3 separate regions of the Homo sapiens genome follow, and regions 1 and 2 are each linked to region 3. Evidence: chromatin contacts called from ENCODE Hi-C or POLR2A ChIA-PET data. All regions are on one chromosome and are shown on one strand. Each heading gives the region's core, a stretch centred on a gene start or an enhancer-like site at or near the end of the contact. The rest is flanking DNA. Distances are from core to core; before and after follow the strand shown. Region 1 overlaps TRIM37 (tripartite motif containing 37). Region 2 overlaps TEX14 (testis expressed 14, intercellular bridge forming factor). Region 3 holds the start of PPM1E (protein phosphatase, Mg2+/Mn2+ dependent 1E).

Region 1 (3,320 bases), core at 535-3,034, 250 kb before region 3:
TTGACTCACTGTTACCTCCACCTCCCAGGTTCAAGCGATTCTCCTGCCTCAGCCTCCCAAGTAGCTGGGATTACAGGCATCTGCTGCCATGCCCGGCTAATTTTTGTATTTTTAGTAGAGACGGGGTTTTGCCATGTTAGCCAGGCTGGTCTCGAACTCCTGACCTCGGGCAATCTGCCTGCCTTGGCCACCCAAAGTGCTGGGATTATAGGCATGAGCCACCGCGCACCCAGCCAGCCAAGTCCAGTTAGTTGGTCTCCCTCACCAACTCGTTCCACATGGATATGTGGTAAGGGAAAATACCTGAACAATATCAGGGTCCTCTTCGAAAGGAGAAAGGCAGATAAATTGTTGGTGACTAGAATATAAAGTGTCATCTGTACCAGGTGGTTAATGTATTTTCCATAGCATCTGAAATTCGAGCAACTTGATTTAAGGGAGTTATAACTCAAGTTAGCTTTACTGAGCACATACATAGTAGGTGCTCAAAAAATATGGTAGATGATTGACAGAGTAATAAGATGCAGATTTCTTTTGCGTTAACAATCTCTGAAGCTCCTTACAATTAATAGTATCTTGTAATTGCTATCATTGACGTCCAGCCATTTGTCTTTTTCTTTACATTCACAAAGGTAGGAAACTTCCAGATCTTAGTGCTTGATAAAAGACCAGGCGTTTTCATGCAGGAATTTCTTCCTAGCATTTCTTGGGAAATGTGTGTTTTTTTTGAATTCTGAAAAAAATTAGTCAAGAAGTTTAATAAATGGAAAACATTATTCTAATTGTCTTATTAGAATTAATTTTAACAACACAGAAACATTACTGATTTGAAGGAATCTACTTAGGGCAAGTTGAAAGTAAAAACTGGAAATACTGATACCTGGAATCAAAGGTTAAGGTCAACAGGAGCTCCTTGGAAAGAAGTGATTACAAATCAGTCCTCATTATAAATATCGCCGTTTTATGTGTGTTCATGGCCCTGTCTGCTGCTAAGTAAATAATAATGAGTTTACACATGGTATACTTAATAAAAATTGATTGGTGTTCCAAGAAAGATTTTGAAGCAAAATCCTTATATTGGCATTTTTATTAACATGTGATTCTGCATAGTACTGTAAACCTTGCTGAGTTCTAAACGTGACATTATTCACATACTACCCAGTAATACCCACATGCAGTCTAGCATTTGAATATTCACTATAGGCCTCAGCTCTTACAAATACTAATTAAATGATTTGTTTTAAAGATACACATGTAGGCTGGATGCGGTGGCTCACACCTATAATCCCAGCACTTTGGGAGGCCGAAGCGGGTAGATCACAAGGTCAGGAGTTCGAGACCAGCTTGGCCAGTATGGTGAAACACATCTCTACTAAAAATACAAAAAAATTAGCTGGGTGTGGTGGCACATGCCTGTAATCCCAGCTACTTGGGAGGCTGAGACAGGAGAATTGCTTGAACCTGGGAGGTGGAGGTTGCAGTAGGCTGAGATCACGCAGTGGCACGCCAACCTGGGTGACAGAGTGAGACGCCGTCTCAAAAAAAAAAGATACACATGTAATGAATAGAGTTTGAAAAATGTATTTAATAACTTTTTTAAAAGAATAATGTAGATTTGGGGAATTCCAGAGAATTCCAATTCATTGTTTTTGAATCCTGAAGGTTGGTATTTGTCGGGAATTCAGAAACACTACTAATAAGAGGTCAAATTTGTGCCTTGAAGTTCAACTCAGTGTGTTTTAGTGTTTTCAGCAACAGTTCCATGAAGGGCCACAAGGTGGAGGTGGTGCTTCACAGAACTAGCTAGTTTTGGCCTCTTTAACCGTCTCTGCTCTTTTTCTTTTTCCCCTACTTCATAAAATTGTTGTAAACTCTTCACTCTTTTAGAACAGGAAAGTTTGTTTTTTTGTTTTTTTGTTTTGCTGAAGATGGAGACGATTTCTAAATATTTAAGGCTGAAATAATGCTAACCAAACTCTTCTTAAAAAGAGAAAAGGAAGAGTGTACCACTGAAGCCATGTGGGGCCACAGTTGCCTTTGTTGGAAGCTTTTTAAACTAGAGCAGATTTTATTTCTTTAAGAGTTAAAATACCCATCGATTTTTCCTTGAGTAACCTTTGGTAGTTTGTACCTAGGAAAGAATTTGCTCATTTCATCTGTTTTTGGTTTCATGAGCATACAGTTACTGATAGCATTTTATTATATTTTACTGTTTATAGAACCTGTAGTTGATGTCCTCTTTCATTCCTGATATTGGAAATTTTGTTTGCTCTCTTTTTGTTAGTGAATCTACCTAGAGGCTTTTTTAACTTTATCGATCTTTTCAAAGAAACACCATTTTGTTTCATTGTGGTTTTTTTGTTTTTCTGCTGATTTTATTATGTTTTTTATTATTTCCTTCCTTTTACTTGCTTTGAGTTTAATTTCCTTTTTCTAGTTTCTTAAAGTAGTAGTTTAGATTATTGATTTGAGATATTTTCTCTTCTAATATAAATAATGTCATACCTTTCCTTTTAAGCACTGCTATAGTCACATCCCACAAATTTTGATATGTTTTATTTGTATTTAATTCAGAATGTTTTTTATAATTCTACAAAATTTTCAACTTTTTTCCTTTTATCTATTGTCTCTCCTTTGTTATTTTTGCTATCTCTATGGCATTCTATTTGACACAATTTAGACCAGTCCCTTTATCCCCTTCATTCTTAATTCTTCCTTCCTTCCTCTGTCCCTCAGGGTCTTGTGTTCTGTTACCTAGGCTGGAGTACAGTGGTACAATCATAGCTCACTGCAGGCTTGAACTCCTGGGCTCAAGTGGGCCTCCCTCCTCAGCCTCCCTAGTAGCTAGGACAATTACAGGTGCACACCAATGTGTGCCTGGCTAATTTTTAAATTTTTTTTTTTTTTTTTTTTTTTTATAGAGATGGGGCTTTGCTAAGTTGCCCAGGCTAGTCCCAAACTCCTGGGCTCAAGCGATCCTCCTGCCTCAGCCTTTCAAGTAGCTGGGACTACAGGCATGTGCCACCAGGCCTGGCTGATGAGCATTTTATCTAGCTTTAAAGCCCTTAAATAATTCCAGACATCTGTGTCATCTCATCATTGATGTTTGTTGGTTGTCTTTCCTGGTTTTTCATATGCTGAATAATTTGGGGTTGTATCCTGAACATTTTCATTAGGTTTTTTTTTTTTTTTTTAATAAGACTCTGGGTCTTGTTTTAATCTGCCAGTTTTGCTGTCATTCAAATTCAGTCTTCATCAGTATGCCTGTTTCTATTTACTTTTCAAAGTAAATAACTATGAATATCCTTAAATAACTACAC
Region 2 (3,650 bases), core at 1,079-3,578, 180 kb after region 3:
AACAAATCCCTTCCTCCTCACCAACCTCATGACATCCACGTGTTGTATTATTTATACCTCCCCTTGCATTTTTATAGCAAATGTTGTTGTAGTCACTGCTTTTTCCCCCTTTGGTCTCTCAAGCTTTCAGGCTCCTTGGTGTGCCACATAGCAAGTGCAGTTATCTTTGCTAAGCTGACCTGGGGGATTTGCCCAAGCTACATAGCTAGTTATTAACATAACAAAATTAGAACTAGGTTTTCATGTATTTCTTCTCCCCAGAAGGCAGTGTCACCAGCATTTTCCTTTGCTTGCTTAGCATCTTAGCAAAGAGTTAGTAACAGTTAACAATGCAGATTCAACTTAACATCTACCACTTGGGAGGCCTTGGGTTCTATATAACTTAGCAGGGGCTTTCTTTTAGATGAGAAGGTAGCCTTGGATCAGTAGCCAGGGATGTGGCACCAGACAGATATAAGTTAACTGTTGGCTTTGTTACATTTTTAAAATTGTGTACTCTTGTTCTTTTAAGGTATGTACTCATCTATTTTAAAAGTAGAGTTATCCACCTACCAACCTGTGTAGCTATCCATGGTCATGTCTCAACCGTCTAAACCCAAACAGCGTAGTGTTATGAACTTACTCCCTTCTTCCACTGCATACTCCAGCTTCCAACTGTAACCTTGTGAAGGCCCCTGCCAGAGTTGGGAGCATTTTAAGAAGCTGTAAGCTTTTAGATCAACTTTTACTTAAAGTCTCAGCATAATATGTATTAAAAGTCTCCAGAGCCTTGGGCCACCCACCTCTTCCTGCAGAGCCTCTTTTTTGGACCTGCCTTGTATGTGGCCACTTAACTTGTATGTGGAGGTGAGTTGAGTGGGATGGAAAAGTTTAGGGCAGACAGGTCAGATAACCAGAGCTAGTTTAATACAGACACATGAAGTATGTGAAAAAGTCTCTGATTTCTACTCCATTCACTTCTTTCTGCCCCTCTCTGCCCCCTTTTCCTTCTACTGTTCTGATATATATCCCCTTCCACATGAGAGGACACAACAGGGGTACAGGATGCAGCATGCTAGGTTCCAAGACCCATTCTGCCACTGACTTTTTCTGCATAACCTTCAGCAAGTCACTTCACCCCAGGGCCCTACTTTCCCCTGGTATAAAGTAAAGGAGAGGGTCGGACTCTAAAGTCTCTAAGCTCTAAATGTTGCTTCTTAGGAATTAGTTTATGCTTTCTGGATATTTATCATTTTAAAAGGGTCAGAGGAAGAGGAACCCCCAATGTCTCTCCACTGGTGGGGTTTCAGAGCTCCTTGGTAGCTGTGAAAGGTGGCATTGTTCTGATGGGCCTTCTTAGTGTCTACCAGACCACCTGGACCTAAGGAATGGGATGGGGGTGGGGGAGTCATAGGCATTTGGAAACAGGGCTGGATGCTCCATCTGCCCCCTTCTTTATTAACTAGGACAGTACAGTGGTGGGAAGGAAAATGGATACTGGCCCTGCCTGCCTGGAGCAAAGCATCTTACTGAGAACTGGGGAGGAGTAACTTCAGATAACTTGATGCCAAGAAGAACAGAAGACAGTTGAATTAGCTCCTCAGTACTCAAGACCCCACGCCCACGCCCACGCCCACACCTAGTGTTTGATGGCCAAGTGGCATAGTTAGAGTTCGGGGCTGTTTAGTTAACAAACAGTTCTTGTTTTCAACGCCCCCTGGCGTCTGTTGACAGGAACCGGGTCAGTTTGCCTTCTTAAAAAGACAAAACAACATTTGTCTTCAGAAATAACTGTGGTTATAACTGAAAGGCCAGTAAATAGCTTGATTGTATTCTGAGTGTCAGAATATAGTTCTGTGCTCTGAGCAAGGAAAATAAACTTTCAGAGCAAAAACCTCTTCTACAGCACTCAATCCAAACCCAATTAGGGCAGCACTTTGTTTATCCAGATTATTTCTAATTCTGGACCAGACCAAGGGACATTCTAGGGAATGGTGACAATAATTTGGGTTGACAAAGATTCAGTAAAAAAAAATATATATATATATTTTTAACTTTATTCTTTCAGGTGAGGAAAAGTTCCAAATGAGAAAAATTCTTGGAAAGAATGCTGAGATTTTGCCCAGGTCTCAATTTCAACCTGTACGAAGGTATGGGCTATTATTATCTTATGCAGTTTCAAACTCATAGATGCAATGTTAAATGGTGATAATGCTCCGTGTTTATATATTGCTTGTCTTCAGATGTATTAGCTACTATCTTATAAAAGTTAGCTTTGGGCAGCTTAGCTGTGTTAGGACTTGTGCAGTAGAATTTGAGGGATTGAGTCATCACCTTTACTTAGATCTGACTCTGACTTTCTGTTCATGTGACCTTGTCAAGGTTCTCAACCCCTCTATTCTATTTTCCCATCTGTGAAGCAGGGATAAGAATCCTTACTGAGAATGTTGACAATAGGAACTTAAAGTAATAATATAACTCCTGGGCATTTATCCCAGAGAGATGAAAATTTACATTTACACAGAAATACATACAGGAACGTTTATAACAAATTTATCCATAATACCTCCAAACTGGAAACCCGGATGTCCTTCACCAAGTAAATGATTAAACAGACTTTGGTACATCCATACCATTGAGTGCTTGCTACTCAGCAGTAAAAAGAAATAAACTATTGATACATGCAACAACTTGGCTAAATTTCCAGAGAATTATGCTGAGTAGGAAAAGCAATCCCAAAAAGTTATTTACTGTGTGATTCCATTAATATAACATTCTTGAAATGACAAAATTATAAAAATAAAGAACAGATGAGTGGTTGCCAGGGGTTAAGGAAGGGGTGGGGAAAGGAGGGAAGCAGGCATAGCTGTAAACCAGAAATATCTTTGTGGTAGTAGAAATGTTCTGTATCTTGACTGTATCAATGTCAATATCCTGGTTGTGATACTGTCCTATAGATTTGCAAGATGTTACCACTGGGATAAAGTGGGTAAAGTGTATTTTCTTTTTCTTGAGATAGAATTTCACTCTTGTTGTGTGATCTCAGCTCACTGCAGTGGCGTGATCTCAGCTCACTGCAGTGGCGTGATCTCAGCTCACTGCAACCTCCACCTCCCGGGTTCAAGTGATTCTCCTGCCCCAGCCTCCCAAGTAGCGGAATTATAGGCATGTGCCACCACACCTGGCTAATTTTGTATTTTTAGTAGAGATGGGGTTTCACCATGTTGGCCAGGTTGATCTCGAACTCTTGACCTCAGGTGATCCACCTGCCTCGGCCTCCCAAAGTGCTGGGATTACAGGCGTGAGCCACCGCATTCAGCCAGTAAAGTGTATTTCTTACAATTGCATGTGAATCTACAATTATCTCAAAAGAAAAGTTTAAAAAATTCATAATTGTTATAACGTATCTGGCACAATAACATTCAATTTATTTTATTCTCTCTGGGCCTCAGTTTCCTTAATTATAATTATTGTAGCTAGTATTTCCTAAATATCTAGCATATGCCAGGCACTCTGTTTCATTGTCTGATTTAATCCACATAACAACCCTGTGAGGCACATACCATTGCCTCCATTTGCCAGTAAAGAAAGCAAAGTTCAGAGAGTTTAAATATTTTTTTCTAAGGTCACTCAGCTAGTCAGTCAGGATAGACTAGATTATGCTATATATA
Region 3 (3,453 bases), core at 209-2,708:
CCATCTGCTTTCTCCCCACCCCATCCCATCTACTTAATGGACTGAAAATACTGCACCTAATTGCAATTTAATCAAAACAGCCTGACTTTTCCACTTTAATGAATTATGGCTCTTTCACCCGAAGGCTTGCTTGCAAAATTTTGCTTACCCTTCCCTCTCAATTCCTTCCCACTTCCCTCAATTATGGAATGTCAAATGTCTAAACTAAGAGACTAGGCTTCCCTGTGTGAAAACATCTAAAAAGCCCTTCACTTTCAACACTGAGCACCTGACGGAAAATCTACTCCATTCTCTCATCTGGATACGGGGCCGGTATAACCATCATTGTTGCAGTTACGCAGGAGGCACCTCGCAGCTCAGTCTAGAAAGGAGTCGCGTCTCTGCCGCCAAACAACAAGGCACTCAGCCCGGGAAAAGACAGACTGGGGTGGGAGGAAACCTCCCGGAGAAAGAAGGGATCTGGGAAGAAGAGGGAGCTCAAGCCTGGGAGGAAGGACCTTTCCAGGCAGGAAAGGGAAAGGTTGCGTGAAGTGGAGCTAGAAGCTGGGGGCCGAGGTGAAAGGGGATGAGGGGCCCGGGCCCGGCGGGAGGGCGCCGGGGCTCAGGAGAGCGGCTTCAAGGCCGGGTAGGAGGCGTGGGGGCCGAGGCGGGCGTGGGGGCCGAGGCGGGCGTGGGCAGCTCTCAGCCGACCGCCCGGGTCCGAGCAGCGGGGGCGCTTTCAGCGGCGGCAGGCGCGGGTGCGGGGGAGAGGAGCAGAAAAGAGAGCAGTTTGAGGGGCCGAGGGAGCCGCGTCCGAGGCCGGCGCGGTGGGGACCGCGGGCCCACCACCAGCCAAGCCCAGCTACTTAACTATTTGTAGAGCTGCTGCAGGCACAGGTCCAGGCTTTCGCCCTCCACCTCCTCGCGGGTGATGCGCTCTGACAGCGGTCGCGGGAGCGGGGGCAAAGGCGGCAGCTGGGGCGGCGGCGGCGGCACGGCCGAGTGCCCCGGGGCTGCCGCCGCCGTCGCCGCGCCCTCCTCCTCCTCCTCACCCTCAACCGCCGCCTCCTCCTCGGGCTCCGGGTCTTGCTCCTGGTCCCCCTCCTCCGTCGCGGCTACCGTGGCCGCCTCCTCCCCGGGTTCCTCTACCGAAGCCTCGGCCGCCTCAGCTTCTACCAGTTCAGGTTCGGGCTCGGGCTCGGACTCGGGTTCGGGTTCGGGTTCGGGTTCGGGTTCCGGCTCCGGCTCGCCGCCGCCGCACGGTCCGCGAAACTCGCCCAGGAATAGCTCCAGGAAGCGCCGGTAAGTTTTCTCCTCAGGGATGCAGCCGGCCATCGCTGCTCATGCCCCAGGGCAGACCGGGAAAGGGGTTGGGGGAAGCCCAGGAAGGGTAAGGGGCTGCTTTTGAGCCTAGGGCTCCGGCAAGGGCGGTTAACGGCCGCACCGGCACGAGCGATCAGCACTAGGTTGCCTGGAGAGGGCTCCCGCAGGCGTGCGCGCCGCCGAGCACCGACGTGCGCGGCCCGGGGGCGGAGCGCGCCGCCCCTCTCGGATCTGGAGGGAAAGTTGGTGGCGGGCGCGCGCAGGGTCCAGCGGCGGCCCACCCTTTATTCCTACGGAGAGCTCAGCCCACGCTGCCTAGAGACTGTCGCCATGGCAACCGGTTCTAATTAAGCATTGCAGGGTCCCTCCCGTCGAGTCCGCGGAGTCTAAAGGACACTCCACTCGCCCGCTCTCCAACTCTGAATGTCTTTATTGGTTGGATACCCTACCCTCACGTGGTTAAGAGTGAGCTAAGACATCTCCAAGTCTAGCTGTTGGTTCCCACTTGGGTTGCTTGGATCCCAATTGGATGTACTTCCATTTCCTTATCTGTTCCTTGCCTTAGCGTATGTTTTGAAAGATACCACACTGTGAACACCTTTTGTTGCAGTCTTTGAATAAGTAGTTTTCAGGCAGAGGGAGCTTCAAATACCTACCAAGTGATAAGTTCCTTTGCATAGGTTCTCTCTCACTTGATTCTGTGAAGAAAGTGGTGTTACTCTCATTTCTTAAAAGGAAACTGAAAATTATGATATTAATGGTAATTTACTTGTTTCAAGGTCTCCAAACTTCCAGCCTTGGCGTTGGAGAACTCAGGTCGTTCAGTCGCCAAAGCTTTCCGAAAGTGCATTTTTCCTTAACTCAACTCTGTCTCCGGAGATTCAATAGTGCAATTGTCTGTATAACACCTTATTTCTATTGGGCTTCATAGTTTACACATTGATTTCACCCTTTTAATTCTTACCACAGTCCCTTGAGGTATAGGACGTTACCGTTATGATTTTTTTTTTTTTGAGACAATCTCGCTCTTGTCACCCAGGCTGGAGTGCAGTGGCGCGATCTCAGCTCACTGCAACCTCCGCCTCTCGGGTTCAAGTGATTCTCCTGCGTCAGCCTCCCAAGTAGCTGGGATTACAGGGGCCTGCCACCACCCCCGGCTAACTTTTGTATTTTTAGTAGAGACGGGGTTTCACCATATTGGCCAGGCTGGTCTCAAACTCCTGACCTCAGGTGATCTGCCTGCCTCAGCCTCCCAAAGTGCTGGGATTACAGGTGTGACCCACCACGCCGGCCAATTATTCCATTTTATAGGTGAGAAAACAGCCTTAAAGACATGGTGACTTTGCTCAAGGTCACATGCAAGGGATGCAACAAGGACTCAATCCAGGTCTTTTCACTGGATTCACCCACTTCAATGGATTTTACCCATTAGTTTTCAGGCAACCAAGACTCCCCTCTTTAGTCTCTGCATAATGCATATTATACTTCATTATATAATATGTATTTTTTCTTTTCTCTTTCTTTTTTTTTTGAGACGGAGTTTTGCTCTTGTTGCCCAGGCTGTAGTGCAATGGCAGGATCTCGGCTCACTGCAACCTCTGCCTCCTGGGTTCAAGCGATTCTCCTGTCTCACCCTCCTGAGTAGCTGGGATTACAGGCATGTGCCACCACGCCCGGCTAATTTTTTTGTCTTTTTAGTAGAGACAGGGTTTCACCATGTTGGTCAGGTTGGTCTCGAACTCCTGATGTCAGATGATCCGCCTACCTTGGCCTCCCAAAGTGCTGGGATTACAGGCGTGAGCCACCGTGCCCGGCCAATAATATGTATTTTTTCTACATTTTGTTTGCTCTTCTTCCCCATCCCCCCAAGTCTCTTTTTTTCTTTCTTGGGTTGGAATTGAAATGACTTTAAGTGATTCTAATTTTCTTACCAAACTACACACAAACCTATTATTTTTAAGCCTTACTGAAGGAGTGGGAGAGAAAGAAGCTGTGTTGTTATACAGCTGTATAGATGATAGCATCATTACTGCAAACTGCCATGTCCATGGCAACATATAATTCAGCAAAAACATAGTGATTCTTTCTCTACTTTGAAAAACATGTTCTCACAAATTATCCACCCCATCCTCTCCATGTATTGTTTCTGGG

Evidence for each region. A loop is a pair of places that touch in the nucleus more often than their neighbours do. ChIA-PET counts read pairs that join two places held with the same protein, here RNA polymerase II (POLR2A). Pooled maps may share reads with other maps.
Region 1: a map of chondrocyte shows a loop between it and region 3 (2.9-fold over the local background). The contact joins the enhancer-like site here to the promoter of PPM1E in region 3. A Hi-C loop is called at or near these places in 1 of 168 maps with a recorded cell type or tissue (chondrocyte), 2 of 37 single-sample maps with no recorded cell type and 11 of 50 pooled maps. POLR2A ChIA-PET finds 5 or more read pairs at or near these places in 5 of 52 experiments (GM12878, H1, PC-3 and 2 more).
Region 2: a loop to region 3 is called in a pooled map, with 2.5 times the contacts of the local background. The contact joins the enhancer-like site here to the promoter of PPM1E in region 3. A Hi-C loop is called at or near these places in 1 of 37 single-sample maps with no recorded cell type and 7 of 50 pooled maps. POLR2A ChIA-PET finds 5 or more read pairs at or near these places in 1 of 52 experiments (WTC11).

What each region holds. Positions count from the first base shown.
Region 1 is chr17:59,003,520-59,006,839 of GRCh38, reverse strand. The region is part of intron 22 of TRIM37 (tripartite motif containing 37); the gene reads left to right. Among named protein-coding and RNA genes, the nearest start is that of TRIM37, 100 kb to the left of the region's middle. Within about 2 kb of position 1,784, at least 2 of the 41 ENCODE cell types and tissues checked have a DNase peak (open chromatin) inside an H3K27ac peak, as active enhancers do.
Region 2 is chr17:58,575,854-58,579,503 of GRCh38, reverse strand. It overlaps TEX14 (testis expressed 14, intercellular bridge forming factor), which reads left to right. Exons shown (of 32, transcript NM_031272.5): 21 at 2,048-2,129. LOC107985048 (a long non-coding RNA gene) reads right to left here. Exons shown (of 3, transcript XR_001752952.2): 3 at 1-674. Among named protein-coding and RNA genes, the nearest start is that of SEPTIN4, 33 kb to the right of the region's middle. Within about 2 kb of position 2,328, at least 3 of the 41 ENCODE cell types and tissues checked have a DNase peak (open chromatin) inside an H3K27ac peak, as active enhancers do.
Region 3 is chr17:58,753,859-58,757,311 of GRCh38, reverse strand. It overlaps PPM1E (protein phosphatase, Mg2+/Mn2+ dependent 1E), which reads right to left and starts at 1,458. Exons shown (of 7, transcript NM_014906.5): 1 at 851-1,458. The coding sequence starts at 1,314. It overlaps LOC105371843 (a long non-coding RNA gene), which reads left to right and starts at 1,202. Exons shown (of 3, transcript XR_007065866.1): 1 at 1,202-1,281. RefSeq lists silencers at 1,302-1,450, 1,450-1,639.